Regions from separate parts of the Homo sapiens genome. Here region 1 is linked to region 2. A link is a loop called in an ENCODE intact Hi-C map of the cell type or tissue named here. Cell type or tissue: Calu3. All regions are shown on one strand. Links, peaks and the distances in the headings refer to the core of each region. The heading gives the core; the rest is flanking DNA.

Evidence for each region. A loop is a pair of places that touch in the nucleus more often than their neighbours do. Peaks named below come from ENCODE experiments on the same cell type or tissue, not always from the same donor. Only the 100,000 strongest peaks of a DNase experiment are listed, where the experiment ranks them.
Region 1: it touches region 2 in a loop (2.1-fold over the local background); 13 of 110 quality-filtered maps call a loop at or near these places.

The regions. Positions count from the first base shown.
Region 1 is chr18:32,342,203-32,358,149 of GRCh38, reverse strand. The region is part of intron 2 of GAREM1 (GRB2 associated regulator of MAPK1 subtype 1); the gene reads left to right. Among named protein-coding and RNA genes, the nearest start is that of GAREM1, 120 kb to the left of the region's middle. In Calu3, for the core only: no CTCF peak of the experiment used is centred there; a DNase peak (open chromatin) is centred at 8,189.
Region 2 is chr18:32,294,261-32,310,207 of GRCh38, reverse strand. It overlaps GAREM1 (GRB2 associated regulator of MAPK1 subtype 1), which reads left to right. Exons shown (of 6, transcript NM_001242409.2): 3 at 1-15. Among named protein-coding and RNA genes, the nearest start is that of MEP1B, 110 kb to the right of the region's middle. In Calu3, for the core only: no CTCF peak of the experiment used is centred there; a DNase peak (open chromatin) is centred at 8,007.

The sequences.
Region 1 (15,947 bases), core at 3,295-11,294, 49 kb before region 2:
ATTGAAGCTTACTCGGGGTGGGGGGTGGGCTCAGCTGAGTAAGTCACATAGAGAGAGGGAGGGGATAGACGGTGCTAACTAAGGGGTAATAGCTTGTCACCCTGAAGTGAGGAGGCAGGTTTTCTTGTTTGGTTAGTAAAGTAATTTTAAAGGCAGTTACCAAAGAGGAACCTTAGAAATATCTAGAGTAACAATAGTGTATGAGTAGTCATTGCACAGCCCCCTGCCCACATGATGTAATAGAATTCAAGGCACCACTAATTCGGGTATGTGTGTTCTGCTGTTTTTCTTAAGTTATTTATAGTTATAACTTATTTATTCATTACAATTATTTATAATTGCAGTGTTCCAGAGATAGCTGTATAGCTATGTTTAGTATAAGGAAGCATTTGTCTTAGATAAAATTTTTTCTTTTCCTGTTTTGCATTTTGGATAAAACAGTTTTATAAAGGATGAAAGTTTATAAAGGATAAAACAGTTTTATAAAGGATGAAAGCTCCAATGCAAGTAACATTAACTCAGGCATGCCTGGGAGTGCTAGGAAGAGCTGATGCAACAATCAGAGCCTTCCTTCTTCCCAGTCTGTAATGGCTTTTGCTATCCCTTCGGGTCCTGTGCCCATCACTGTGCTAGACAGCAGAGATAGAGGGCTGAACACAAATCAAGTGTCTCTGTCATTGGAGAGCTCACGGTCCAGAGAGAGTGAGAGGCTAAGCACTTGCACATTGAGATAAAGGTAGCACGTGAAAAGTTCCAGGTGTCTTGAGAGTTTAAAAGGAGAAGCTACTTGAGGTTGAGTTCAGGCAAACCTTTTTTAAAAAATTTATTTATTTTTAATTGAGACAGGGTCTCGCTGTGTTGCCCATGCTGGTCTTGAACTCCTGGGCTCAAGTGATCCTCCTGCTTCGGCCTCCCAGAGTGTTGGGATTACAGGCATGAACCGCTGTGCCTGGCCAAGGCAAACCTTTTTGCGGAATGACTTGTAAGCCGAAACCTGAGTAACAAGTAAGGAGGTAGTATTGCAAGTACAGGGAACGGAGTGTGTGAAGGATATGAAACAAGAACAAGTTCTTTGTACGAAAGGAATCCAGAGAGCCTCTGTGTCCCTACTCTCAGAAAGGAAGGGGCAGAGTAGCACGGGATTGTGCTACGAAGGCTGTGGGGCCAGAGAAGCTAGGACCAAAACCTCCATTAGGGATTTTCATTTTAAAATTATACATACAATGGAAAGCCATTGATTGCCATGGTTGGGGGTGGAGGGTGGCGGTTAAACAGCAGAACTTGAAGTCCTGGATCTTCAAATATCATCATAATGATGGTCCTCCTAGGAGACAGTTTTCACACTTACTGAAGGTTTTTGGATTTGTCAGATTAAGGTGGATTTGAATCCCATTTCTCTTGTTCATTGTGTGGCCTGGGACAAATGACTTAATTCCACTGAGTCTCAGATTTCTACCTTGTAAAATTGGTGTGATAATACCATATGTCATAGGGGAGATTGAAGGATATATGATATATAAGACACTTGTACAGTATCTGACATCTAATAAGTTTTCAATATATGATAGTGATGGGAGTAGTAGTTGTTGAGTTTGTTATTATTATGTATTTAGGACATTAAACAGGTGTTAATGGACAGAGGAGCAGAATAATAAATAATTAACCTATTGGGTCATTAAATAGGAGAGGGATATATCAAAGAATTTGTTCTAAGAATCAAAGAGAGGAGCTAAAAAATGATATTTGTTTGTCTTTGTGATAGCGAAAGTCAAAAAGCATAGCAGTAAAATGTGAATAATTTCACTCCTTTTCCTCCTGGGTGTTTTTACTTTGTGGAGTTGTATGTAAGAGTTCAGAAAACAAACATGGAGTGACTGGTCATTAGACATATTCAAATATTCCTGGTATATAATTATCAGTGCATTTTGAATTACTCATTTTCTCAAGGAAAAGTTTTTGGAGACTTTAACTTTTTTAGAAATGGGAAAAAAATGCTAACCTGACCTGCTTCATGGTGATTCATTCCTTTCTCATTTTGCTCCTTAAAACAAACCAAGAAGCCAGATGTTTAGTTGCCTAAGATGAAAGCTGTTTCCTTAGAAATCCTGAATGAAAGAAAAACTGCTTCTCTAGAATGGCAAAGTCCATTTAGGAGGTAATCGTGACCTGATTTAGGCAATAGAATGTGGTTGAAAAATGTTGCTCATAGCAACCAAGAACACTTGTAGATAAATTAGTTTTCTAAAATAAGCCTTCTCTAATAACTGTATATGGAATTTTCCTGTTCAACTGTACTGTGCATTCTTTTTTGTCCAATGATTGTATTGACCTAAATAGTTCGGTTTGGTGGGCTTATAACCTTTTGATTACATCCATTTGCTTAAAAATCTTCCATTTCTTTTATAGAATGTTTTTCACCTGTCAACATACTCTTGTTCTTTCTGTGAATTTATATAAAATGTAATGGTGTCAAGGTACTAGAAAAAAGTCCAAGTTCCCCCGTATTTATAAACAGCAGACTGAAATTGGTAATTTTTAATTGTCATTACTTAAAAAGATAAAAATGAAATAAACTTCTAGTATGTCTGATTTTTGTTTCACTCTTTTTAGTGATGAAACATTGAGCATAAAGCTCTGAAACATGAGTGTAAAATTAGTATTTTGACCACTTTTCTCTCTACTCTTGATTCCTTAAGTAAAATTTATGAATATCATAAATAGAAATCTAGATAAAATAGTCATGTGTAAAAATGCATCGACTCCAAATATGCAAAAAACCTTTCACAAAATAAAATTTTATTTATCCATAGATAGGGTTCTAGGCAGCATTACTTCATTATTCACCATAGGCCTCTTGCTTTGTGAGTTGTTTTTTAAATAGGAATTAGATGTAGATTTGTAAAATTTTGAAACTCCTAGATAGATGTGGAAAAAGAATACCATAATTAGACACAAGTTCTTCAATATCTATAATGATCACAAGACTTTAAAAAAATTTTTTTTCTTCCATCTTGATACCATAGTTTAGGCCTGACCAGCTACCCTACTTTCAAATTCTCAGCACATTCTTTGAAAAGATGGATTAAAATATTAGTTTCCATGCTATAGAGAAATGCCTGTGAAAAGTAATTTTTTCTTCGGCATAGGTACACAGCTGTTAATCTCTCCTCCTCACTCATTTCTAATTTTTATTCTTTTCATCACCTGTAGAGATAATTTTGTATATGGAATTTTCTGGAACAGAGTTCACTGACACAGTGGTCTCCATGGTAAATTTACCATCAGGCAAATACCGTCACTGCTTCTGACACTCCCTCTTCACTTATTTGCCTGTGTCTTCTGGTTTCTTACAAAACATTCATTTAAACAGTCAATAAAGAACAGAAACACTGGAGATCAGAGGACTGGAATTCCAGTGACTGCTCTGCTTCATGACCTCAGCCACACCGCTTTTCCTCCCCGGGCCATGTTTAGCCAGTGGAGGGAGTTGACCCCACTGTCTCTGCCGTCTCTTCTAGCCCATTCTGGATGATCAGAATATTCAATTTTGCTTTTGCGGAGAAGTTTTAGAGAGGGGGATTGTAGCTTGTTTCTCTCCTAGCTTCAATGTGTTGTTCAAATTTTAAATTTGTATCATAGATGAAAAAGAAACACTCATCTGGGAGTGCTGGTGGCATTTGGAGTTAATTTTGGACTCTTCTGATGAAAACTCCAGTTCTAACCATAGCCTATCTCCCCTTTCTCTTAACATGTATTCAGTCAAGTAACAAAGATTTATTGACCTATGTGCCAGACACTCTTTTTGGCACTGAAATCCAATATATTATATAATACAGTTGTCTTAAAGTTGGCAACTCTATCTTGAAAGTATGATGCGTTCATACTTTCAAACTAAGTTATTATTAATGTTTAGAAGTGTACACAAAAGCTATGAACTTCTTTCACATAATCCTTTCCTAATTTTGTTTTGCGTATGATATAAAATATAAATGAGGAACAGATAAACCACAACCTCTGGTACTAAAGTATTCTTTTATATTTGCTGCTACCTTGTAATGCTCATGAATTTGTCAGTTTAGATTTTCAAAATTATTTATGTATGTTATCTGTGGTTCCTTTGGTTTTACTAATACTCATCAATTCATTTCTTAACATATACCAATAGGGCATCTTTTATTTGTAATCATCTATTTCTAATTAATCAACTTGTTCAGAGATTTTATAATCTAAGGACAAAACCTTGTTTTCTTGACTTTGAGCATTTTAGTTCTCCCTTCTCTTCCTTTCCCTTCCTTCTCTTCTCCTTCTTCCTATTAAGTCTTCCCCAGATTTCTATCAATTCTAAATCATAAAGGCCCAGGTTCAACTTTCTAGTATTTCCATATACTTGTAGAACAGCATAGAATTATTTCATGAAACACCTTAGAATTCACCTGCCAGTGGTGGTATGATTGTAATGAAGTCAAAATGATTAGCCATTTTCTCCTTTTATGACTCATCTTTGTCTCCTTATTCTTCATCTGTTGGTAAACTTTAAGTTATTTTTAATGTACTTTTACCTAATGTAACTCAGAAGTCAAAGCCCATAGGTAAAGAAGGCCCTATTATAGTTAAAGCAAGAAATTCAATACTTTAGGCCAGTTACTTGAGGACTTATAAAAGTGTGACAAATTATTTTAACCCTTATAGTTGGGCTAAGGTTAAAAGCTGGCTGTACATTAACAAAATAGCTATTAGGTAAGTAAACAGTGGTCTGAGAGGCCAGCTAGACATTGAGTAGCTGCCTTGTTCAGATGGAAGTATTGTTGCTAAGAAATAAAAGTAGGATCGAGAACTTGGAGGCCATACTACTGTGTCCCCTATGCTCAGAAAACACATGGCCCACAATATGCCCTCAAAAGATATTTGTTGAAAAATATGTTTCTGACTTTGTTATCGTCTGATTAGAACTTTTGTACATTTCTTTATGTGTGGACATTTAAAAATATTAATGTAACAAAAATGGACTAAGGTCAGTGATAAAAGATATAGGTTCTCATTCTAAATAGAAAATCACATAACTTACTTATCTGTTAACGTCTGACTTATCTAAAAATTCAGTCTGCTAACCATGTAATCAGGGTATGGAAATTTGTAATTGAAAGATTGTATGAGTTGGCCTCTCATTAATAAAAAATTGACTCCTTTGTTGTTTATATTTTATGTCTGTTGTGTTATCTGTTTATGCCACTTCCATATTAGTACTAGTTCTAGAAGGGAGGCATTGAGAACTCCTCTGTCCCATGGCCACAGCTGGGGAGTTTCCTCTTCTACAGACTCTGAATCAGCCCAGAATTCTCTCCCCTCTAGCCCCATCCTCCTTAAACCCTTCTTCCATGGAGATTCTTTCCTTCTCTCATAATCACAGGTGTGGTCTTCACAGGTGTGATCACAGGTGTTCCCAGCTGTGATCTTCTTAATCTGGTCCTGAGGAAAGAAAAGGTAAATCAGAGAAATGAGGGAAAAGTCCTCACTGGCCTACCCTAAACCCCCTGTCCCCTCTTTCTGTTCCACTTTATCTCAATTCATTACCCTCATCCACCTCCTCCCAAGTTCCCGTTTCATTTGTCATCCCCAAGCCCTTGGCTCTGTCCCTCACCTCCCAAAACTGTGGCCCTCTTATAGGCTACTCTCCATCCCCTCTCATGGCATCCACACCCCACAAATCCCCAGGAGTGACTGTGAAAAGATTCTGAGCTTACAATGAAAGGAACAGGATTCCCTGCTCAGGCCAGCGAGGCAGGATGCTCTTGCCGCCCCAGGTGTCGCTGGCCACGGGATGCATTTTCCCCAGTGTTCTGAGTTACTCCTGGCCTTGTCTTAGTACTGTGTTTTAAATCCAGTTTTGTGGGCTGATCTGACAACTTAACCTCAAATTTTATTCTTGTTTCCCTGGGAAAATATTAAAATTTTGCAGAACTGACTAATAAATGAACTTTTGGAATACCATATGTTTGTAAATGGGTGGCTGCCTGTTTTCTGATAATGGTGTATCCTGTAGTGGCTCAGAATGCCTTTGTTTGGGTTTGGAGGTGAAGAGAAAGAAAGGATGTTTGGTTTGTTTTAACACTGAGAATTTTTGGCTCTAAAAGTACTTTGTAATCATTTTAATTTTTATTATTCTTTCATTTAAATTGGGACATTTGTACCAAAAATGTCTTTCAGATTCATGTAATTCCTTATATCTATCAACAGTTGTGTACCTATGCTGAAGAAAAAATTACTTTACACAGGCATTTCTCTATGGCATGGAAACTAATAATTCTTTTCAAAGAATATGCTGAGAATTTGAAAGTAGGGTAGCCGGTCAGGCCTAAACCTTGGTATCAAGTCATGCTGTGTAAAAGATGGCTTTTCACATAATTGTTTTAGTGATGTGTTCTGTCTGTGTAAGTAAAAAAAAAAAAAAGAGAGAGGGTATTGCTTGAGAGATATTTACTTTTCCATTTTTCTGTATATTTTTTAGAATATTTATTAACCAGGTTATCAGGACACTGTGTGTGTAGCATCATCCTAGAAGTAATTATCCACATACTTCTCTTGGTTAAACTTAACTACATGAAGTGTGTCCTCAGGAACTTAGCTGAACTGTGTGAAACCCATTCAGTTCACACAGGCCCTTGAATGTGCACTTTAAAGCTTTTCATGGAAAATGTCTGAACCTTTATTAATATATTGTTTATATCTGAATTAAGTTAGGGCCAAGAACTGTAATTATTTTTCTCCTGCTTGCATCAATAGTTTTACATAGGCCTTCTCTGCTGATAAATTTGAGTCAGATTAATGAGTAATAAATCTAAAGATAACCTTTTAAAACCATTGGAGAGCCAAGAAAGTGAACATATAATTATGATTTAAAAGGATATGTGACTAAGGCACTCAGATGTGTTTCATCTGGTGCCTGGGTGTTCATTTCTAGTTTTAACGCAATTGAATGAAAATTACTTCCTAATTCCATCAAAATAGCATCATTGGCTACTTTAGACTTTTTAGAGTTGATGTTAGGAAATACACCAGTACACCATACAAAATTAGAAATTGAGGAATCAGAAGGACCAGAAGTTCAACCAAAGGACTAAGAAATAGTAAGTTCCTAGAAAAATTCAAGTCAACTTTTTCTACATAACATTTTGCCAGTATTTGTACTCTTCCTAATTAAAAATGGGCATACCATTTAAAAACATACTGTATTTATCAAAAGTAGGAATTTGTCTAATAAATTGAAATTTTGTTTAAACATCATGCTTTACATTCCTGATATGCCATAAAACTTAATGGTGGACCAGAAATGTAAAAGCTTGACCAGTTGGGTTTCATGTATACTTTGAAACCAGAAGGCCATCACTTGGTTGTTTGTTTCTACAGTAGAAATGAAAACAATTTATTGTTTGCTAAATAATGGACACACTTTAAGAATTTTAAAGTGATTCGTAACCTTCAAGAGTTTACTTGGCATGTACAGCTGTTTTTAAAATTGCATTGAAATGCTGTTTTCAAATATCCTAGAGAGAAGGGGTCTTGTTTTTAGTCTGAAGCAATATCAGATCACATATATAGTCAGAAATATCATAAGTTTGAGTAGAAATGTTTATCCTTCCTTCTACCTAACTTAAATGCCTTTGGATCTCTATTTAATGTGTTGAGAGACCCTGACTCTATTTTTAAAGAAATTGAGGCAAGAGTATACTAATATTAGCCAAAAATCCTTCAGTTGGATACATTAAATAATTTTAAGAAACCAACAAAAAATCTAATCAGTGCATTGTAATAGTAGTTGTATTAAGGTTGAACTGTTAGAGGTGATTTATTTCTTATTTTCCAAACTATAAAGTGGTTATATTACTTTCATAAATAGACTTTTAAAAACATGTCTCCATGTGTATATATATTTAGAGAGGAGAGAGCCTCTGAATGACTCATTCTGGAAAAAAAGGGGGGCAGTTTTCAACTTTTCAAATAGCTTTCTTTTCTCTTCTTCCCATTTCTTCACTGAAAATTGCCAGTTACTGTATATAAAAAGTGTTCCTTTTCTTTTAACCATTTCTGCTTCCTGCCAAGGTGTAAATCAGAAAGCCCAAGTTTCTTTCTCCCACTTCATAAACAAGACTTCGTTCTGCTTCAGACACTTGGAGCCCTGCCAGAGTTGTCATGATGATGTCAGTTTACCAAGAATGTTCACATTTCTCATGCTGTGTTCCACATTCCCTGGACTCGAGCAAATGTCCTTTTAGAGCTCACTGAAGTTTCAGGATTGGATTTAAAAAGCATGCCTTGTTTTCAGTACTTGCCCTTCATGTGCTACCTTTTCAGAATCAGGGATCCATTTTTAACAGCTTGACAGTTTACAAGCCCACACGATACATTTTGTATTTGTCGATTAAATACAGAATGACCAAAAGTTTATCAGTTGGTGAAACCAGTCAGATTTGCTAGTTTAACAAATTGGAATTTTATTAATAGTATTCTCTCATTTAGCAAGTATTTATTTTATATCTATATTTATAATTTATGATGTTTCATTGATTTTTTAAATTTCCTTTTCACAAATAACAATGACATCTACCTATTTTGGGGGAAGTAATACCTCTGTGTAGGAGATGGAACTTATCAGATGAATTCTGATACCTTGTATTATTTCTTGATTCTTGGCTAGCTGATTGGAAACCACTATGATATACATCATTGTATCTAATTATTTAATAAATGATTTGAGCCTGTAAGCCATAAATATTAGAAAATCCAGACGGTTTTTGAAACTTATTTAGAGAGATGGCTATGATTGAAGGGAGTAGTTGAACTTTGTGTATACCTTGTCCTGGTAAATTTAATGGACATCTCATTTATACAGAAGTTCAGAGGGCCATGAAGAGTTCAGTCCTTCTAACATTTAAAATGTGTTGAAGCCCAATTTTATGGATTTTTGTAGAACAAAGGTTTAAAATAAAACCTGTTCTATTTTATATCTGCTGCATTTGATCTAGTTATCCCATGTAATTCAATACTGTGCAGAATTTTATTTCTGAAATGATCCTTGAAAATCATATAGTCTGACTATAATTTTACAGGTAAGTCTTGGATAACTGAATGATTCTGGATAGTTTTAACTACATGTTCAGAAAATTGGACTAAATAAGATAAATTCTGTGAAATATATTAGTCCTCAGAATTCTTTGTAAATGCCCAACAAATATGGATGTGTTTATATGGATTTATTATAGTAGTTGCACATTGATGACCTAATTAACCTAAGAAACAAAATATCAGTACATAATTATTTATATTATAAACATATTTGATTTTTTAATATCCTCTCAACTTGAGTTGGCAAATTACATCTTTACAAGGAAAGAAAGGGGGAATTTTCTTGATTTATTTATTTATTTAGAGATGGAGTCTCATTCACTCAGTCACTCAGGCTGGAGTGCAGTGGCACGATCTTGCTCACTGAAACGTCTGCCTCCCAGGTTCAAACGATTCTCCTGCCTCAGCCTCCTCAGTAGCTGGAATTACAAGCACGCACCACCACGCCCAGCTAATTTTCGTATTTTTAGTAGAGATGGCGTTTCACCATGTTGGCCAGGCTGGTCTCGAACTCCTGGCCTCAAGTGATCTGCCCACTTCAGCCTCCCAAAGTGCTGGGATTACAGGTGTGAGCCACCACGCCCAGCCTTGACTTAATTTTAAAGTGGGCTTTGTTTGACTTTCTAGGCTGATGTTGAATATTGCCTACTTTTCATTTCTCTTATAATAATAATGTGAGCTACAGTTTTCTTTTAATCACCAAGTTTTGATTCACTCAAAATAATAGAACTTGAGATGGGTGCCAGCCAAAACACTAAGTATTGTTAATCATAGGCAAAACCCTGGTCCTCTGTCCTTTGTTCTCATTGAGTGGCGTAATGACTTGCTGAATTCCAATTCATAAACTCAAATCATTGTGAATTTTATGTTTAATCCTCCTAGCATTGCTCTATGGCAAATGTATCCTTTTGATAATTTTTAGAGCATTCCCTTGCGGCTTTTTATAGAAGTTTCAAAACAAGTTTAAACTAGGCAAATTAAAATCTAGTTTGAATACAGAGATTTTTAAATCTCTATTTTAAGAAATAATTGCAGATTCCAAAAGTAGTTTTCAAATTAGCAAGGAGGCCTCAACCAGTGTTTCATTCCCATTTTTGAACTCTTCATCACATTCTCTAGAATTTCAAGAGTGAATTTCCAGCGAGAAAAGGACCTGACACACGAGTGAAATGGTTACCTGGCATGAAAGGATATACAAGATGGTCTACTAAGCCACAGTTGTACTGTTTTTGATATTACCATTGTCTCTATATGGATAAGAACTGTCTTATAAACTCTGATATACTATTTGTCCCACTTTTATGCATTGTATAAAATAAGTAAATGTTTTGTTAATTGACATTGCTTTAGTCTTTCTGTAGTTTTGAGTTTAAGTTGTTGTGTGCATCTTAAGGCATTTCTCCAAGAAATATTTCCTAATTGACCCAGTTTGCTTTAGGAAAGTTCCCTCAGTTCGCCTTTGAAAAGACTGTTTTTCTAAATTTAGTGCTATTTAAGATTTCTTTTCTCTCCTTATTTTCCAATATGAACTCCAGTTTCTTCCTTTGTTCCCAAGCAGCCAACTAGAGTATTAGAGGGTCCTCCCTCAACCAGGACATGAGATTTATTTCCTTTGCTGCAGAGCAGTGCTTTCCATAGACTAGAGGTGCACTTAGTTTTCTTTTGTTTTTATTTATAATTTTTATTATTATTATTTTGAGACACGGTCTCACTTTGTTGCCCAGGCTGGTCTCGAACTCCTGGCTCAAGTGATCCTTTCACTTCAGGCTTCCAGAGTGATGGGATTACAGACATGAGCGCCATGCCAGGCCTTGTTTTTATAATGGTATTGTTACTAAGACTTTAATCTTTTATTCTCTCAAGTATTTCTTTTTTATCCTTAACTATCTTAAAAGTCACTTCCTTTTTTGTTGTATGCACACAGCTAGCATTTGAGGACACAGTGTATGCATATTTCCATAAATTAAAGGCCCCAAACCTGGCTGTCTTGGGGAAAGTTTATATTCAGACTTCTCCAAATTCTGTTTCCAAACAGAAATGTAGTGTGAACAAAGCAGAGACTGAAGAGTGAATTGCACTGAGTTGGTGCCGACACAGCGTCTCCTCTCTCCTCTTCAGCCCTGGTGACCGGCCTCTTTCCCTTTTGTAGGAAGTTCTTTTCAGATCAGTAGCTGTCTGCAAGGCCTGTTCTCCCCTGCAGTTCAACTCTACTTTGTAAACATTCTTTCAACGTTAGGTTTGTGTTTTGGAACCTTATTAAAAGTTTTTGAATCAGATTCTCTCTTAAGTTCTCCAAAATCCAGTGATTCTGCACTGCTTCCCTTTCAATGTCTGACACAACTAGGAGTAGTAATTCAGTTGTTTTTCTGATTCCCATAACATTAATGCATAAAAACATAAGCAGAACAGTAAACCATTTGTTCTCCTACCCTGAAGGAGAGCCCAAATCCTTTGGTTGTATTGGAATTTTATTTTCTATGTGGTGTGAAACAAACCAATCATCGAACCCATGCTTGGTCACCTTTTTAAAATAACAGTTTACCTATAATAATATCTATTGCTTTATAAGAGGATTCACTTTATATTGATGAAACATTTGCTAAACACTTAAGGAAATTCCCATAAAATGATGGTCCAATTGTAATGGTAGTTTATATTGGTCAATAATTTTATTTTATGTGAGAGTATCTTGAAATATTTGTATTTATTACATTTAAAATTATAAATTTGCTTGATTTTTGCCTTTTTCAGTTATGTTTATAATGAAGCAATATGTTGATGTTGATCTTGTCAACTTTTGATAAACATGGCAATTTACATGGGAAATGTATTCTATCTTAAATAACCAGACATGTGAAGAGACAAGATAAAATGATTATTTTATAAAAAATAAAGCAACAGGCAATAAAAACAGACCACAAAGGAGCCAAATTATGAAGTTTTCAGACACATGTTGTAAAGTAACTATACGTGATATATTCAAGTAGTTAAGACTGAGTTTAGTGGAGAACTTGAAACTGAAAAAAAAAGAAATTCTAGACCTTAGCTCGTCTTTTTATTCTTAATTGTCTTAAAATTCACCTTACGATAGTTAATGATAAAAAGTTAAAACCAGCCCAAAGTGTGATATAAAATAAACTTAATATCACCTTAATAGAAAGCATATTTACTGTTTAGACCGTCAAGATGATTAACTGCTGCACCATCAGTAATCTGCTTTTGACCAGCTGGACCCTTTTTCTGACCACCCATTTCAACAGTGCCATTATCACCCAGTTCTCAGATCCAGGTCAAGTTGCCCCAATGTCGCTTTCATCAGCTTAGCGATGTGAATCCCAGCCAGAAATTCATCAGTTGCTTTTCATTCTAAGAGTCAAATAAGCATTTGCTTGTTTGGGCAGATTTGACCAGAAACTGGCATTTTCTTTGCTTATTGCCAACTTAACCAAATTATCATTGCCTTATCAAGGTTGTAGAGAGAGGACTTCTTTAAAGTTTTCCTATTTTTTTACTCTACTTGAAGAACTTGGTGCAGGTTCAAATGGAATTAATTTGATCTTTATCTAATTTATATCATAAGGTTTTGTTCTCGTAGTTTATCATTGAATGATGTTTCTGTCAATTAAAATTTTTTGCCAAATTTTAGTTTGGGTTTAGATTTCAAAAATGTAATTATATTTCAAAAATGAAATATGATTGGAGAAGACTCCCTGTGCTATATTGGTAATACTGGTTTCCTAACAGTGGTCTTTCTAGTACATAGATATGTCACTAGTTTGTAGTTGTTTTAACCATTTCATGAATGAAATCTTTATGATTAGTCTATCCTTTGGAGAATTGAGAGCTAACTGTACTATGCCTGTATTTGATTTGCTCATACATTTTACTTGTCTGATTTACTTATAGACTGCAGACTGTTTTTTGTTGTTGTTGTTGTTTGGTTTTTGGTTTTTGTTTTTGTTTTTTTCGAGACTGAGTCTTGCTCTTTCGCCCAGGCTGGAGTGCCGTGGCACAATCTCGGCTTACTGCAACCTCCGCCTCCCTGGTTCAAGCAATTCTCCTCCCTCAGCTTCCTGAGTAGCTGGGATTACAGGCATGCGCCACCATGCCTGGCTAATTTTTTTGTATTTTTAGTAGAGACAGGGTTTCACCATATTGGCCAGGCTGGTCTCAAACTCCTGACCTTGTGTTCTGCCCGCCTTGGCCTCCTGAAGTGCTGGGATTATAGGCGTGAGCCACCGTGCCCGGCCTACAGACTGTTTTATTGGAGACTATTCATCAGCTTTCTGACCTGACACTTCATTATTACAAATTTTATATAAATACATACATATGTTTTATCATTCGACAGTGTTTATTTTGAAAATTGTTTTTTGTACCAGAAATCTTTAGTTAATTTTTTTACCCATATAATTTAATTTCCAAAATATTATTCAGGTAATTAGGCATTTCTAGATAGAGTAAACTGCTATATACTCAGCATAGTGAGCAGTTACTTTTTTCCCATTTAGCGTGATTAGGCATAATTACTGATAATTTCTGTTGATAATCTGTTTTGTACCTTATGAATCCAAACATTAATGCAACATGTTGAGCTTCTTTACATGTCCCAGTTGTCCACATTGGCTCTTAGCAGAAGGTTGATGTATATTGCCAGTACTAAGAAGGATAAAGTTACTGGTCAGCATTGCCCCAATTTTGAGAAACTTTGAAAGCTCCTGAGTTTTGGGGAAGAGGTCAGTGGTTCAGGACCAGATTTCAACAGGAATGCAGCCTATTTACACTAAGTCTAGTTGAGTATCTGGGTCCAAAAAGAGATCAATTCCTAAAGAAACAGCCTACAGTTGGGGACTGGGAGTGAGGAGGCGGGGAGGAAGGCAGCGCAGTTCTGTGACTGTAATGCAGAGGTGTTATTAATACCACTTGCCAAGGTGGGCATTTCCAAGACTTCCTTCAAGATGAGATGGGAGGAGACCAGAATAGGATACACACAAGCCCCTGGAGATCTGAGCCTTGGCAAAAACAAAGCGAGGAATGACCTGAAGATGCCAGGAGGGAGTGTGCCTAGGAGGGAGTCAGAGAGGCTTGTGGGGGAAAGGAGCAGCCTGTCTGTATTCAGGTGTGGGGCAGCAGAGCTGGGAGTGGGGGGTGCCTGTGGATATCCTGGACAGCTGTTCTCCCAGGCTGCCAGGAGCGGGTGGCTTACTGACACTCAGATGTCCATTCTGACTGCTCACATGGATCTAGACAGTGCCAGATGGCAACAGTATTTCCTATGAAGTTGCCGTAAGTGCATGTTAGGCAAATGGTAAAATGTTATACTAAGATATTAATATTTCATAATCTGGAATATATGAGATTGATAATATGAAGTACACATTTTGTTTCATTTTCTTTGAACTAGCTTGGTTTAAAAGTACTCTTGTTGTGGCCAGGCACAGTGGCTTATGCCTGTAATTCCAGCACTTTGGGAGGCTGAGGTGGACAGATCACTCGAGGCTAGGAGTTCAAGACCGGTCTGGCCAACACGGTGAAACTCAGTCTCTACCACAGATACAAAATTGGCGGGTGCCTGTAATCTCAGCTACTCTGGAGGCTGAGGCAGGAGAATCACTTGAACCCAGGAGGTATAGGTTGCAGTGAGCTGAGATCGCGCCACTGCACCCCAACCTGGGCTACAGAGCAAGACTCTGTCTCAAAAAAAAAAAAAAAAAAAAACAGTGGGGGAGAGTACTCTTTTAGCTTTTCGGAATTACTTGAAGATTCTCAGTGACGGTGCTTTTTCTCCACCCGCTTTCCAGTTTGTATCATTTTTTGCCAACTCTGGCATTTTCTACGTAGTGTACTTTCTGTAACTAAATTTGTTTTTTACGTTTATGGCTGTGTAGCAGAAAATTCAACAGTAATTGTTTAAAGTTTGGTTTGAGCAATTTGGGAAGATAGCAGTTCCTAAAACAAGTTAGCAATGTTCTTACCATTTGGGATGAATATCAGAGATACAGGGAGACTGACTGTCAGACATGTTGTCTTCAAGGCTCTTAGCAAATACTCTGATGTGAGCTCAGGTTATTTCATCTATAAACTGGTGATAGTATCTGCCAAATTGTTTAGTACAAAAGAAGCATAGATAGTACATAGATGGGGCAAAGGAAACTGTGGCTAGAGTGGGTCGGTGGGCATGGTACCATAAAAGTAGACCTCTACCTGTCTTTGCTGCAAAGTCTTCTGAGCTTTTATTCATGCAGCACCCCCTTCATTTATTCAACAGACATTTGGATGTGTATAGTATTCAATTATTTATTCTTCCTTTCAATTTGTATGTATAAGGGGTTGGGGATTCCAAACAAAGAGTGTCCTCAAGAAGCTTCTGTTTGTTAGAGAGACAATCAGACAATTTTGCTGGAGCAGTTGGTACAGCAGAGTAAGGATGTGGAGTCCACTGTGAGCTGAGGTGTGTAGGAAGCATAGAGGACAAGAGGAGGGAAGGTGTCCCAGACACAGGAGAGAGCGCTGCCTTTCTTAGCTATCCCATATGTCTCAGCCTCAGGGAAAAAAGTCACAGGACGGGTTGGTGGGATCATGCAAGGTTGTGTGTGCCATACCAAAAGGGTGGTAAGCAGAGCCCTGCAAAAGTTTAGGCTGGGAATGACATGATCAAGTGAGTGTCCAGCAGCAGCGTGGAGGATGAGACTAGCCTGGAGGAGGGCGGGTCATTTCAAAGGATGCTGAGATAACCCAGGAGAGTTATTGATGGTAAATGTGCTGTAGGGCTCTGACTCTCTTTAGCTTCGAGACCTCAAGCAAGATGCTTAACCTCTGCGCCTCAT
Region 2 (15,947 bases), core at 4,064-12,063:
ACATTCAACGTGAAGGTAGTAGCTCTTGAAGCACCAAATATTTATACTCACTAAAGATAATTTAACTTTCAAGTCTGGATGTACACAGTAAGTGTTCATCTGTGTCTCCTAGGAGGGTTTTATCTTCTAATAGTTAGTGGCAGTAGCCAAAACCACATATATTGTAGCTGACCTGACTCCCTGACTGCTTCTGTATTTATTAGCATTATCTTTTGTTAGAATTTAAAACTGATATCTGAGTTCAAAACTGTAGCTGTTGAGGCATATAAGTGATATTTTTTAAAATTTGGACTTCATTTTCTAATATGTAACAGTTGTTTAGCCAGATCTCCACTTCTGGGAGCAAAAGGGATATGATGAAACTAAATAATACCAAACACTTATTTAAAAAGAAAGAAAGAGAGGAAAAATACAAAGATAGAATAGGTTTCTAAGCATTTCTTGAAGTCAGCATGTATTCATTCCATTCTTTGTGGACTATCTATTTCACTATATATAGAGAAAACTGATATTGCCCAGAGAAAAGCTATATAGTGTTTGTTGTGCTCTATTTGTTCTGCATTCTTTTTTTTTTTTTTTTTTTTTTTTTTTTGAGACTGAGTCTTGCTCTGTCACCCAGGCTGGAGTACAGTGGCGCGATCTCGGCTCACTGCAAGCTTCGCCTCCCTGGTTCATGCCATTCTCCTGCTTCAGTCTCCCCAGCAGCTGGGGCTATAGGCACACACCGCCACGCCCAGCTATTTTTTTTGTATTTTTAGTAGAGATGGGGTTTCACCGTGTTAGCCAGGATGGTCTCAAGCTCCTGACCTCGTGATCTGCCCACCTTGGCCTCCCAAAGTGCTGGGATTACAGGTGTGAGCCACCGTGTCTGGCCTTGTTCTGCATTCTTAAAGGGACAGTGCAGTCCTTGTCCAGATGTTGACCGAGGTCCTTTGACTAGACTTGCTGTTGAAGAGGGACTGACCAGAGAAGCAAGCCACCAACCAGGCCCATCGTATTGCCTGCAAATCTTCCACATTTTCTCCAGCAATACTCATAATTACACTAAAACACTTTAGAAAGTGTTCACATTGAAGGGGTTTTCTCTTTAATGTCATTTCAGCCCAAAGTCCACCTAAATCACATTTTCCAAACATTTCAAGATTTAGGGGGTCAAGATTCCTGTTTCTTAGAAATCCACTCTATGTGAAAAACAGACTACATGGTGTCTTGGCCCAAGAATGCAGCAGTGTCTTTGTGGATGAGTCATTCCACCCACACTCTTCAGGAAAGGGAGGAGATGCCTAGGACAGCCCCTTATTGGAGAAACGGTTCTGCCCATTTCATTGTCTAAGCTAAGTCATTTCTTCTTCCAGTTCCAAAATACAGCTGCTTTGGTCTACGCTCTTTAGTTTTATTATTAAGATGAGTGATATTTTATATTTTGTAAAATCTTTACTAAGTAAATTATGCTTACATACAAAAATATTTATCGTTTTTAACTTTTTCAGTGGCCCTAATACATGAGCAGTCAAGACAGCTTGCATTTGTTTACAGTGAAAACTTGTGCAAACATGTTCATTTTTAAACATACCTAGACTCATTGGTCAGAAGTTAAATCCTATTCCATTAGTGTTTTGATATGACTTAAATCTCTCCCTAAAACTTATATTTAGAATTCTCTAAATGAAAAAAAAATAAGTTTTTTTTAGAAAGTTAGTAGTTTTAAACTCCTTTCTAGAAAAATATTTCATTTGCTAATAAAGAAATCAAATGTAAATTTTTAAGTGATTTTTAAAGATTTTCTCTAGTATTAAAATGTAACATTCCATCTTTTGCCACATATTGCTCATGTATACTATTTTTTTAAATGCCTCTAGCAGCTTTTCTTGGTGAATTTGTAGTAAGTCAGAATGACTGAGAGGATAACACTTAAATTTATACATTTTAGAGTTCTTTTTTTAATATAGAATACCATGACTGAATGTATTCATTAAAATGTGTTTAATAGAGAATATCATTTAAGAGTTCAAAGGCTCAGTTAAGTGTGTGAAGTATGAGCTTATAGCATCCATAAAACTAATTGGATTTGGGTTGAGTTCTGTGCTGTGCAAACATAAATATTTAATATTTCTAGTCTGTTACTTATGGAGTTTTAAGGTGCCATCACCTCTAGCTTGCATGAATCATTAAAACATTATTCAATTCTGTTCAAAGAAGGATTGTTATAGGAACCTCAGGAAATTTACATAAAGAAATACACAAAAGGTTTTGTGCTTAGTGATAAACACACAAGTAAATAAATAAACTAAGGATAGTCATAGAAAAGTTTGTCTGGATACCACCTGGACCAGTAATAAAGGCTGGAAGTCATGGTCTTCTTCAATTAAAAATAGACTGGATTAAGCCAGGGCACAGTGGCTCACACCTGTAATCCCAGCACTTTGGGAGGCTGAGGCAGGTGGATCACCTGAGGTCAGGAGTTCAAGACCAGCCTGACCAACTTGGTGAAACCCCATCTCTACTAAAAATACAAAAATTAGTTGGGCTGGTGGCACACACCTCTAATCCCAGCTACTCGGTGGGGCTGAGACAGGAGAATTGCTTGAACCCAGGAGGCAGAGGTTGCGGTGAGCCGAGATCACGCCATTGCACTCCAGCCTTAGCGACAGAGTGAGACTTCATCTTAAAAAGAAAACAAAAAGTCTGGATTATTGTGTCTGTGTGAGAACTAAGAACTAGCAGGGGAGGAGTTAAAGAAATGGGATTTTGGTTATTCTCATGGAGAAGGTGGGAAAAAATTAAAAACAATACTCTTTACTCATAAATGTAGCTATTATCCAAGAAGCAGTTTTTAAAAGAAAGATTTCAAACCTTCTTAGAAGATTTCACCCTCTCTCTTCTACTTCAGATACAGCGTAAATTAAACCAAAAGGATAAACCACTGAGAAAAGCACTTGCAGTTAAAAATTGATAGTTACCTGGCATCATGATAATCAAGACATTATTATTAGAAATAAATATACATATGTATCCTGATATATTTATTTACAAGTCCAAACTGAAATTAATCTTAATAAGAATGTAAAATAAAGCAAAAGTATTAGAAAAAGGGGAACTCTAGTTCTGGGTTTCTTCACAAACTGTAGCAAAATTTTAACTTCAAATTTTAAATTTAATGGCTAGTACTAGTACTATTTATACATTTGTTGAAAAATGAAACATTCTTTTTAATTTGGAACTAAAATTTGTCTTTAAAAGATACCTTGATGTGTTTAAAACTATCTGCCTGATTGGCCCCATCGATTAACTGCGTGAAATGAATTCATATGCATTAAGTGTTTAATTCTTTAACCAGCAAATATATTTTGAGCACTTACTATATGCCCAGCACTACTGCAGGCACTGGGGGTAAATAGTAAATATGCAAGTCCCTCACTGCATGGAGATTACAGTATAGTAGGGGAGGTAGACAAGAAATACATAAACAAGTATCAGTACTACCTCCAAGTAGAGATATCAAGAATCAGTTGGATCTACAGGTTGGGAGCTTAGAGAATAGTCTAGGCTCAGAGTATCTAGTTGGGGCTCATCATCTTCTGGAAGACGTTTGAAGCCATGGGTCTAGTTGAGTTTACCTGTACCAGTGATTCTCAACCAGGAGTGACTTTGTCCCTCAGGGGACACTGGCAGTGTCTGTACACAGTTTTGATTGTCATGACTGTGGGGTGGAGGATGTTACTGTCATTTAGTGGGTGGGGGGGGTTGCTGCTAAACATTCTGTGATGCACAGGACAGGCTCCCATAACAAAGGATTGTCCAACCCAAAATGTCAGTAGTGCCAAGGTTGAGAGGCATTAACCTAGAGACAAGATTAAAAGGAGAAGAGCTCTGAGGACTGAGCCCTGGAGTACCCCAGCATTTAGGGGTCTAGAAGAGAAGACTGGATAGGATAGCAGTGAGGTAGAAGGACAGCCAGGAGCATATGGTGTCCCAGAAGCCAAGATTCAAGAAGGAATGAGCAACTGTGTCAAATGCTACTTAGTAATTGAATTAGATGAGGACTGAGAACTAACCATGAAATTTAGCAAAATGTGAAGGTCATGAGTGGCCTTGATAGGAAGCAAATAATAATCAGCTCTGAGACTGGAAAGTGAGTTAACCAGGACAGTACAGTAGGGTGGTCCTAGAGTTTAGTCAAGGTAAGTTTCAAGTGAGATTACTCAGCACTACCCTTTCTTCCAGCCATTTTCGGCTCCCTCGATGCAGGTATAGAGTAGACCAAGAGAGCTGAGTTTAATGAGAGTTGAGGTTCTCCCAGTGAGTATAGCAGAGATCAGCAAAGGTGTTGATGGAATGTGCCCTAGAGTGAGTGACAGGTCACACTGAGCCATGGAATCCTCACTGGGGGCTGGGTGCAGTGGCTCATGCATGTAATCCCAGCACTTTGGGAGGCCAAAGCGGGTGGATCACTTGAGGTCAGGAGTTCGAGACCTGCCTGGCCAATGTGGCGAAACCCCGTCTGTACTAAAAATATAAAAATTAGTTGGGCATGGGGGTGCATGCCTGTAATCCCAGCTACTTGGGAGGCTGAGGCAGGAGAATTACTTGAACTTGGGAGGCAGAGGTTCCAGTGAGCCAAGATCGCGCCACTGTACTCCAGCCTGGGTGACAGAATGAGACTCCATCTCAAAAAACAACAACAAAAAAGAAGAATCCCTACTGGCTAACCAAGCGTGAATAGAAGTGTAGCCCCAATGAGAACTGGACTTATGAGATAGATATGTTTGAGAAAATGAGATGCAAAATAGGAGGTGGTGGTAGAGTGTAAAACTCTTGAAATTTAACTTTAGGCAGTAAGATCGGTAATGACAGGAGTAGCTTTATTTTCTGATCTAAGTATGTCCATTTGAGTGAGCAGCTGGGGTGGTAGAAACAGAAAGTGGGAGATGAGAGAGTACAGAAAATAAAAGGATATGTGGGCAGGTTACCTCTCACTGATGATTTGCATATATCTCTTCTAATCCCTGCAAAGCTAAAGGAATTCCATGTTTTGGGAATAGCAGTCACCTGTCTCTTTCACTTTTTTTTTCTTTATCCATCTGGTTTTTAGTTTTCAGGGTAAGAATGTTGTTTTCGTTTACTTGTTTTCCTGCATATTTGTGGGGTTTTTTTTTAACTGTAATAGGCTTTTTCTCTCTTAATTATCTCTCTTAGTTTTTTCATCAACCATGTTTCTTCTCATGTTTGCTTCCAAAGTCAGAAGATGTCCTCTTTCTGAGTTGGCCATTCCAACTGAAGGCCCATACCCCTCCTTTTAAAAATAAAAACAGCTGCACTAACAATTTTCAAGCCATATATTTTTCTTCAAGCAGGCCACCACGATCTACAGAGTGAGTTGGACTGTAGAGTGGCTCAGGCTCTGAACTCAGGGGTGAGTTCAGAACCCTGCCCCAGGCATTGACTCTGACCATGGGCGGGTCACAAGACCTGAGCCCACAGTGTCTTTACCTACAAAATGGAGGTGATACTACCCACCTCATAGATTTGTCATCAGAATTAAGTAAAGTAATACACTCAAGTACTTTGCAAGTGTCTAGTAAGGAGGCGGGCAAGCTGCCTGTTTTTGTAAATAAAGTTTTATTGGAACAAAGCCATGTCTATGTGTTTATGTATTATCTATGGCTGCTTTCATGCCAACAGCACAATTAAGTAGTTGTAGCAGAAACTATATAGCCCATAGAGCCTAAAATTATTACCATCTTGACCTGTAAGATAAGGTTTGCAAATCCTTGGTTCAGAACATAGAATCATAAAAAATTAAGTTTCACATTTAAAAAAATTCCCACCACAGATTAAGATTATTTCACTTACTCTTTCTTTTTCTTTTATTTTTTATTTTATGTTATTTTATTTTTTTTTGAGACAGAGTCTCGCTCTGTCACCCAGGCTGGAGTGCAATGGTGTGATCTCAGCTCACTGCAACCCCCATCTCCCAGGTCCAAGCGATTCTCCTGCCTCAGCCTCCCAAGTAGCTTGGACTATAGGCACGCACCACCATGCCTGGCTAATTTTTGTATTTTTAGTAGAGATGGGGTTTCGCCATGTTGGCCAGGCTGGTCTCGAACTCCTGACCTCAAGTGATCCACCCTCCTCGGCCTCCCAAAGTGCTGGGATTACAGGGGTGAGCCACTGAGCCTGGCCTCTTTTCTCTTATCCCTCCTCTCCCTCCCCTCCCCTCCCTCCCTCTTTCTCTGTTTCTTTTTCTCACCTCTCTCTTATTTCTCTCTCTCTCCCTCTTTCTTTTTTTTTAAGAAACATGCTTTGTCACCCAGGCTGGAGTGCAGTGGCACTATCATAGCTCATTGCAGCCTTGAACTCCTGGGCGCAAGTGATCCTCCTGCTTCAGCCTCCTGAATAGCTAGGACTACAGGCATGCACCACCACTCTTGGCTGATTTTTAAATTTTTTCTGTAGAGATGAGCATCTCACAGTGTTGCCCAGGCTGGTCTTGAATTCCTGGCCTCAAACAGTCTTCCCGCCTCAGCCTCCCAAAATACCAAGATTACAGGCATGAGCCACCATGCCTGGCCTGCTTACTCTTTATGTAATACTTCCTACCCAGTGACTTACTATTAAGAACTCAGTACATAGTAGCTGTTCTTTGTTGTGGTTTCGAAATACCCCTTCACTTCAAATACTTTTTTGGAGACCTTACTACACTAATAACTACGAATTATTTTAAATGTCTTCCAGCCTTTCAAACTCAGCCCAATAAAGATGAGAAAATTTTCCCCGTCTGCATTTCCTGCCATCAAAATAATGACTAACAAATTAAGTTTTAATTTAAGCTCTATCTTTACTATGACAGTTGTGGAGAGAGAGGGGAAAAAGGTGGCCTTCGATTTGGCATTGGGTCTGAGGCATCCTATCTTCACTGATGTAATCCAGAAGCTTTCTACATTAAAATTACTACTCTCAAGTCTCAGAGCCCAAATACCCTAATCTGGATGCTATAATGTTACTATTTTAGCTCCAACTAGTTAGTGAGATCCATACTTTCAGCTGTTCCAGCATAGATTTCCTCAGAGGCAAAGTAACAAGTTTACATTGGCTTCATTAGAGAAAGTTACCCACTCGGGAATGTGAAGTTTCATTCAGATGTGGCATACAGTCGCTGCCTCTGCCTGCCTAGACCTCTTCAGAACCACTTCCCTACTGCGTGCGTGGTCTGCCCAGGAGCTGAGGTGACAGCCTTGTCATCAGCCTATCAGCTTCTGATTACTGCTTTGGCACCTGCTGTGGGCTGGGGTGTCAGTGCCTAGCAGCAGAGCCACTGTAATGTGGGGAGAAGGATTTCAGCGGTACCTTTTCTTTGGATATTGATAAAGTGATGCTGTAGTACAGGTATACAATGTGGAATGATTGAATCAAGCTAATTAACATTTCCATCACCTCTCAGTTTCCCCCCATTCTACCTGGAACGTGTACCCTTTGACCAGCATCTTCCCATTCTCCCCACTCTCCAGCCTCTGACAGCCACCATTCTCTCTGTATCCATGAGTTTGATGTTTTTAGTTTCCATATATAAATGAGACCATGTGGTATTTGTCTTTCTATGCCTGGCTTATTTTGCTTAGCATAATACCCTCCAGGTTCATTCATGTTGCCACAGATAACACGATTTTCCTCCTTTTTAAAGCTGAATAGTATTCCATTGTGTATATATACCCAGAAGTGCCTCTTTTTAATTGGAGAAAACATCATATAAGTTTCAGAGAAATTAAGTGAAAAAACTAGAGCCTTGCAATACTAAGAAACATGACCAAGAGTAAAATGATAAAATGCTATAAATTATCCAACAGGACTAGGAAGTTTATAGACTTTGAGTTGTTATAATCATTACATTTTAGATCTGGAAAGGCCCTTAGACGTTGCCTAATCCTGCTTCTTTTAGCAAATATGAAAACTGAGAAACAGCTATGTTAGCTGACTTCATTGGTTCATATGAAGCCACAAAATGACTCAGCAGCAAAGCCCAGCATAGAAACCAGGTCTCCTAATACAATCCAGTCACCTCTCTGCTCCATCACACTCTATTTATGGATTTGAGATAAGGCCCAAGATTGTGATCAGAATGTACTTTCACTTTGACACAATAGCTTGTATAGTTTAATTCATTTTCCTTTTTAAAAAATACAAACATGTTCAATCATTATGGCATATGGTACAATATAGCCAAAATCCTTCTGTCATTTGTATTTCTGAAACATTTATGGTCTGACACACAGGATTTGGCAGCTTTTATGAATGTTATACATGTACCTTTTTATATCTTATTAATAGTAAAGTATGGTGCCAGTATTTAAAAAATAAAATCTTGCAACTTATATGAACAAAAGTTCTCTGAAATAGGAATTTGAAGGAAAGACTCTTCCAGTGAACAATTTGCAGACTGTGGAGAGATAGCCTTCAGTGTAAAATGAAGATGCAATTCCTGAGAACAAAGGGAAGGTCCCGGGTTTTATAGCAAAAGTGCCCACTCAGGTTCTCAATCAGGTCCATATAGCAAATGAAGGATTGAAACACGATTAGTTCTGACTAGTTGGTGCTGCTGAGCCCTGATTGGCTGAGGCTGGTGAGTTCTAATTGGTTGGTTCGCATTAGCTCTGAAAGTCCAAAAGTTGAATGGAGGCATGGGTTTTCCAGGAACTCAGAGCACATGTGTGACCTCCAATCAGCAAATGGTTGGTTGGCTGTATTTTAAATTTAGACCCGGTTAGCCACTCAGGATCCATCTTAGAGGATTGGCTCTTTCATGTTCACATTTGTTCACACTTATTTTGAAATTTTCAGTCTATCAGTATTAATGTAGTTTCTGATTATTTAAATATCACATGTCAGAATGAACTCCTTCAAACTCCATAAGGTCTTAACCCAGAATTTTTAGAGTGCTAACCAGTATTAATAAAGCAGCAAGACCAGAGGTTGGGTTCTTGTATTGTTGCTTGAAGCAGTGTTAAAGATACACCGACATGACTAAAATGCATTGCTGAGTAAACAAGCACGGATTTTAAAGTTTAATATGATTAATGCAACTTGATGCCAAACTCTGAATGTCTCCTAAGGCTTCCAAGTTACTGAAAAGCAGCCAATATATTTTCCCAAGTCATAGATTTGATGCAATCCATGTGCCTTTTATTTTAACATATTTGTTGCCGTTTTAAAAGTTGCCGTCTGAAAAAGTGCTGAAAAAATGAAGACCTTTTACTTCTGCCGACCAGTTAGACTGTGCCTTCTTCTTTTTTTTTTTTTTTTTTTTGAGACGGAGTTTCACTCTTGTTGCCCGGGCTGGAGTGCAATGGATCAATCTCAGCTCACCGCAACCTCTGCCTCTCGGGTTCAAGCGATTCTCCTGCCTCAGCCTCCCAAGTAGCTGGGATTACAGGCATGCACCACCATGCCTGGCTAATTTTGTATTTTTAGTAGACACAGGGTTTCTCCATGTTGGTCAGGCTGGTCTCGAACTCCCGATCTCAAGCGATTTGCCCGCCTCGGCCTCCCGAAGTGCTGGGATTACAGGTGTGAGCCACTGCGCCCCGCCTATGTTACTTTCTTTATTCATTTTAGCAGAACAAACTACAGACAGAGCCGCTTGTGATTCTACTCTTGTCATAATTATTTATGCTCTGCCATCCTCCTGGTCATGTTTTGTCTTCGAAAACACAAAAACAGTTTATTAGTAGACTTTGCTCTGCATACATGGGCCATCCTGTGGTTGTCCTGTAAAATAATACAAGCTAGTAGTACTGAAACATTTAGTATTCTTCAGGGTTTTTTATTTTGTTTTCCGAGTGTAGTTCAGTTGTAACCCACCATTCCTCGTTTAAAATACAATTCTTAGTTTCCATCTCAAGAATTCAGAAAAGGAATCTTGCGTTTTAAGTTTATAATAATGACAGAGAGACCATCTTTTCCTGTGATTTTTCAAAATGGGTAGGAATTATTTGCTCCAGCATTTTCTACCTACTCTCTGGAGTCTTTAGGGCATGAGTAGTTCTAGCTAGCCAGTTTCTGGAGTAGCTGTGAATGTTAACCAAATTCTGTCCAAAATGACTATAATTTCCTTTCAGTATTTTATAATACACTTTTCTACTATCTTAAAGAAAGTACTTGAACAAAATTTAAACTTATCACTGTCTCCTGTTTTATAATTGATTAAAGCACTCAGCCCCACTTGAGATGAGTATGACTTTTGCCTTTATATAGAGAGACCATAAGCCCTGAGAAGTTTATATTTTTACAGTCTCATAATATAAATTTTTTAAAACTTTTTTTGTTTAAAACCTTTAAAGGTTTGCTGTCTTATTTGCTTCTTGTGTCTTTTTCAGAATACCTTTCTTAACAGTCCCTATTTTTAGTTTAATTTTTCACTTCTGTTTTGCTAAGGCTGTAAATTGGCAATCACGTTTAATGGAGTCTTAGGAATCAGTACACTAAGTTAAGGACCTCACAGGCTTTCAACATAAGCTCCAACATCAACAACATCCCATCATTTTGGTTAGCTCACTGCCTTGTTCTTGGCTATATTCCAGAGAGGTCAGAAATTATTGATTCCTATGCAACCTGAATTTTGTCAGATGTAAAAAGGAATATTTAAAATGAAAATTGAATGTATTTAGATATAGCCACTTTTTTTTTTTTTTTTTTTTTTTGAGATGGGGTCTTGCTCTGTCACCCAGGCTGGAGTACAGTGGCGCGATCTCGGCTCACTGCAAGCTCCGCCTCCTGGGTTCATGCCATTCTCCTGCCTCAGCCTCCCCAGCAGCTGGGACAACAGGCGCACACCGCCACACCCGGCTAATTTTTTGTATTTTTAGTAGAGACAGGGTTTCACCATGTTAGCCAGGATGGTCTCGATCTCCTGACCTCGTGATCCGCCCGCCTCCGCCTCCCAAAGTGCTGGGATTACAGGCATGAGCCACCGCTCCTGGCTAGATATAATCACTTTTTATTTTCCAGTTTTTTTTAATTATATGTTTCCCTTAGGGTGAGTCAGATGTCATTTATTTTCGAGATCCATTCAGAATGATAAATTGGATACAATTGTGAGGTTAATTATTTCAATGTTTTGAAGATAGCTCAGTCCTTTTTTTGTCATCTGAGGTTTTGGGCCCTCTGAAAAACTACCAGTTGGCAAGCCCTCTGCTATAGCATCACAAATGCAACCATTGCCATTGTACTTGTCATTCTTGCCCTATTTTGTGTTAAAAAAAATATATATATATAAACACCATTTAGGATTAACATTTATCTTAACTCTTGATGCAATTTTCATCCATTTGCTGTCATTTTCCCAAAAGAAAGAGTAATGAAAATTTAATTTGGGAAGACATAACATAATACTAATCAAATATTGTCTATATAACCTATATATCAATCAGATCATTCCTGATTTTATCTTATGAGTTGGAATTTTAACCTCTTACATGTTTGAACAATTGTTATTAGAACAATTGTTGCTAGAGAACAGATTTCCTATTGCCAGAACCTTCAGACAGAGAGAATGTGTGCGCGTCCACAAGCTTAAAATTTTACGTCAGTGTTTCAAAATGTTTCTTGACCATGGGGTATTAATTCTGAGTGGTATTATGAGCGGTAAAAAGTAAAACCCTGATAGTTTCCTGGATCAGACCTATTAGAGTTGTTTAGATAACACACTTTGAATTACTTCCTCTCAGGAAACATTGAAACTGGAAATGTTAACCAGACACACATACGGAAGCACTTAGAATGCATTGTTTCTTTTGCTATTAAAAAAAAAAGGAAAAAAATTATGCAAATAAATTACATCTGTAGAAACCTGAGGAGACTATTTGGCTCTACTGCTAAAGAAAGAGCATTTATTTATGAGATTTTTCATCTGTCACTGGCAGTGACCACAAAATTGGTCAGTACGTTAGTTGTATAATTTATTCAGGGCTAATTGCTAGCATTAATAATGACTTCAGAGTTGGAAGCATGGGATACAGATTGTGCTCACATATGTTACACATTTTTATGTATGAGAGTAGGAGTAAGTTATTTAAGAAGTACACACATACACGAAAATGTAGACAAAACTGTTGAATGTGCCCAGATAGTGACATTTAGTAAGGAGAACTTTGATCTGTTTAATCTGTACGTGTACTGTTTGATATGAGTCTCAAAAACTGGTGGACATTATCTTTCAGTTCATTTCCTGTGCAGTACTTCACTAGACTTATCATTTCTTAATTCTGGAAGGTGTATGTTTATAAAGATAAATTAGGAAAAATATAGTAAATATTGATTTAAAGGGATAGAAACACATTTTTTGTTTCCGGATCCCTGTCTGCATCTTATCCCTGTCTCCATCTTTATTCAAATGGGTGACTCGCCAAGTTTTTCACAAAGTTCTAATAAAAAGGAAGTATAGCAGTGCAGCTGAGAGTTTTGCAGACTAGACTATTCTAAAATTGTATATTTTGAATTATTTCCATATGTTCACATCCTTTGGGATATAATTGTAATGATATTTCAGGCTCTATTCTGGCATTAAGTTTTATTCTGGGATAACATAGTCAATAAAAATTTGAACGATATTCAGTACAGAGAAGGATAATACTTAGAAGTAGTGGTTTGGGCTTCAACACAGTAGGAGATGAAAACTTAGAAATCTATGTGAAAATACAGAGGTGTGAAAGGCAATGTGAAACACTTAAAAAAAGTAAAATGTTTTGTTAATAAAAGTAATAGTAACGATGGCCTCCATTTATTGAGAGCCTACCATGTGCCAAGCACTGTGAGCATTTGTTTACATACGTTCACTTAGCCTGCAAAATAGATGGTGATGTTCCATTTTATAGGTGAGGAACCTAAGGCTCAAAAAACTAAAAGCATTTTGTCTGAAGTCACTACACTGTAAAGGCAAGATTGAAACTCAGCTTGTAGTTTAGCTGATAGTATTGTATCTGTCAGTTTCCAAAGGCCATGGTTCTTTTCATCCATCTATACCCAGTATCAGTAAACCTTTACTGTAAGAAACAGAGAGCACGTATTTTAGAGTTTGCAAGCCATACAGTCACTGTTGCAGCTACTCAGCACTGCCATCATAGCGTGAAAACAGCCATAGACTATTTATAAATGAATGGGTGTGGCAGTGTCCCAATAAAACTTTATTTACAGAACCAAGTGGTGGGCCAGGTGTGGACTGTGGGTATTAGTTTGCTGACCTTTGATCTATATTTTTGTAAGTTTAACTAGATGCTGGTTGAAAGTAAAAGCCTTAGGGATAAACCAAAGGCTAAAATTGATAGCAGATGATTCTTGGTGACCTAAGTCAAGAGAATAAAATAACTGAAACCAGGACCCAGACAGAGCAGCCTGTTCCTCTAGTCCCAGCCACTTGGGAGGCTGAGACAGGAGGATCACTTGAGCCTAGGAGTTCAAGTACAGCTTGAGCAGCATAGCAAGACCCAGTCTCTTAAAAAAAAAAAAAAACTGCCAAGAAAAAAAATAATAATAATAACTGAAAACTTGAAACTACAAGTCCTATGGAAAAAGAAAGCCCTTGTATGTGTCAAGCACTGTCATTTATAAATGATGTTTAGCTCTAAACAAACAAAAACCTTGAGCTATATTCTTCAAAACTGTCAAAGCCTTAGAAACAAGGCCAAGAAATTCACAGATCGGAGGACCAGAGGCAGTGTGGTATCCTGGCTTGATCCTGGGATATCAAAATGACACTCATGGGAAAAAAACTGGTGAAATCCAAATAAAACTTGTACTTTATGTAATAGTATTGTACTAATGTGAATTTCTTAGTTTTGATAAACATGCCATGGTCACATAACATGTTAACAGAAGCTAGGTAAAGAGTATACAGGAACTTTCTGTACTGCCTTTGTAACTTCTCTGCAAATCTGAGATTATTCCAAATAAAAAGCTACCTGGGCGTGGTGGCTCACGCCTGTAATCCCAGCCCTTTGGGAGGCTGAGGCAGGCGGATCACAAGGTCCAGAGTTCAAGACCACCCTGGCCAATATGGTGAAACCCCTTCTCTACTAAAAATACAAAAATTAGCTGAGCATGGTGCCGCGTGCCTGTAGTCCCAGCTGCTTGGGAGGCTGAGGCAGGAGAATCACATGAACCTAGGAGGCGGAGGTTGCAGTGAGCCAAGATCACACCATTGCACTCCAGCCTGGGCGGCAGAGTGAGACTCCATCTCAAAAGAAAAAAAAAAAAGAAAAAGCTAAAATGTATTTAAATTCCTAGGCTTGAATTTAGATGCCTAGCATCTATGTTAGAACCAGATGAATACCGAAGTACTAAAAGTAAACACAGTTAGGTTGAGATCTTGTTAAAAAATAATAGCAATACTTACCTGAATCATCCAAAATGGACTTTAAGCCTTGGCAGCATATATTCCCATTAAAACAATATTGTGCTGTCATTTCTGTACTTACAATGTCTCCTACGGAGAAATTCACTTCACTATTGGAAACAACAAAGCTGTTTGTTTTTTATAGTACTGTTGTTGATTGACAAATTACTTGTTCCAAAGATTAAAATTATACAGAGATCACCTAGAATAGAAGGTAAGAAATTATTTACAAAGGTTGCTCTTCCTAGTTTTCTAAACACATATTGATGATCACCACTCAGTATATGGTATGAACGTAGTCAGTTACTTTACCCAGACATTTTTATTAACATGAGAGAAAAAAATTCAAGCTTAGGTTTAATGTAAGCCTGATACCAAAACCTGATAAAATATAGATAATAAAACTGTAGGCCAGTCTCATCTGTGACAAAGATGCCGACATCATAGGTCAGGTACTATCAGAGAATTACACAGTATTGTCTTAAGTGTACTATGATCATGTGGAGATTATTTCAAGCATGTAGAATTATTTTAATATTTAGGAATCTATTATAATATATAATGAGTGTATTAGAGAAGTGAAAAATGAACATATGGGCCAGGCACGTGGCTCACTCCTGTAATCACAGCTACTCAGGGGGCTGAGGCAGTAGAATCACTTGAACCCGGGAGGCAGAGGTTGCAGCGAGCCGAGATCATGCCACTGCACTCCAGCCTGGGTGACAGAGCAAGACTCCATCTCAAAAACAAAACAACAACAACAACAACAAAAATAAACATATGACCATCTTAATTGGATATAGAATCAACATTTTTATTAAAATTTTTAAAAATTTTATTTGTAGAAACTTTTAGAAAACTAGAATTGGAAAGACATTACTTACATGATAAAGAATATCTCAAACAAATTTATCGTATTTTTATATTAAAACACAATATTCTCATTAAAATCTGAAACACTAAAATGCTCACTGTCACCACCACCACTCTGTTATGAGAGAAGGGATGAAAATTGAAAGGATAAAGATAAATTTTTCATCATTTGTGTAAGTTATAATCACCTAATCCCAAGAGAATTAACTGGAGAAAAAACCTTACAGTAAGACACTGGACATGCAAAATAGCAATAAAACATATTCAACAACTATGACTCAACAGCAGTGTCCAGGGATTGATAATGAAGGCAGAATTAAATACTAATAAGGGAAATAAAAGATCTGAATAAATGATGAGAATTATGTGCCTCTTTGGAAATGCTGTTACAGTGATGTCACTTCTTGCCAAAACACCATGTAGATTTAATGTACTACAATAAAGTTATCATTACAAACCATAGAAAAAATGATTCTAAAGTTTATCTGGAAAAGGCAAATTTTTCAACCTTTCATTTTTAAATTATTTCAGTTCTAAAGAATTGTTCCAAGAATAATAATGAGGACACCCTATCACTTTAGCCAGATTCACCAACTTTTGCCATTTTAGCACATTTGTTTTACCCATTTCCCCGGACTCCACTCACATATACAGATACACGTATGCGTAATATAACGTATCTTTTTCTGAA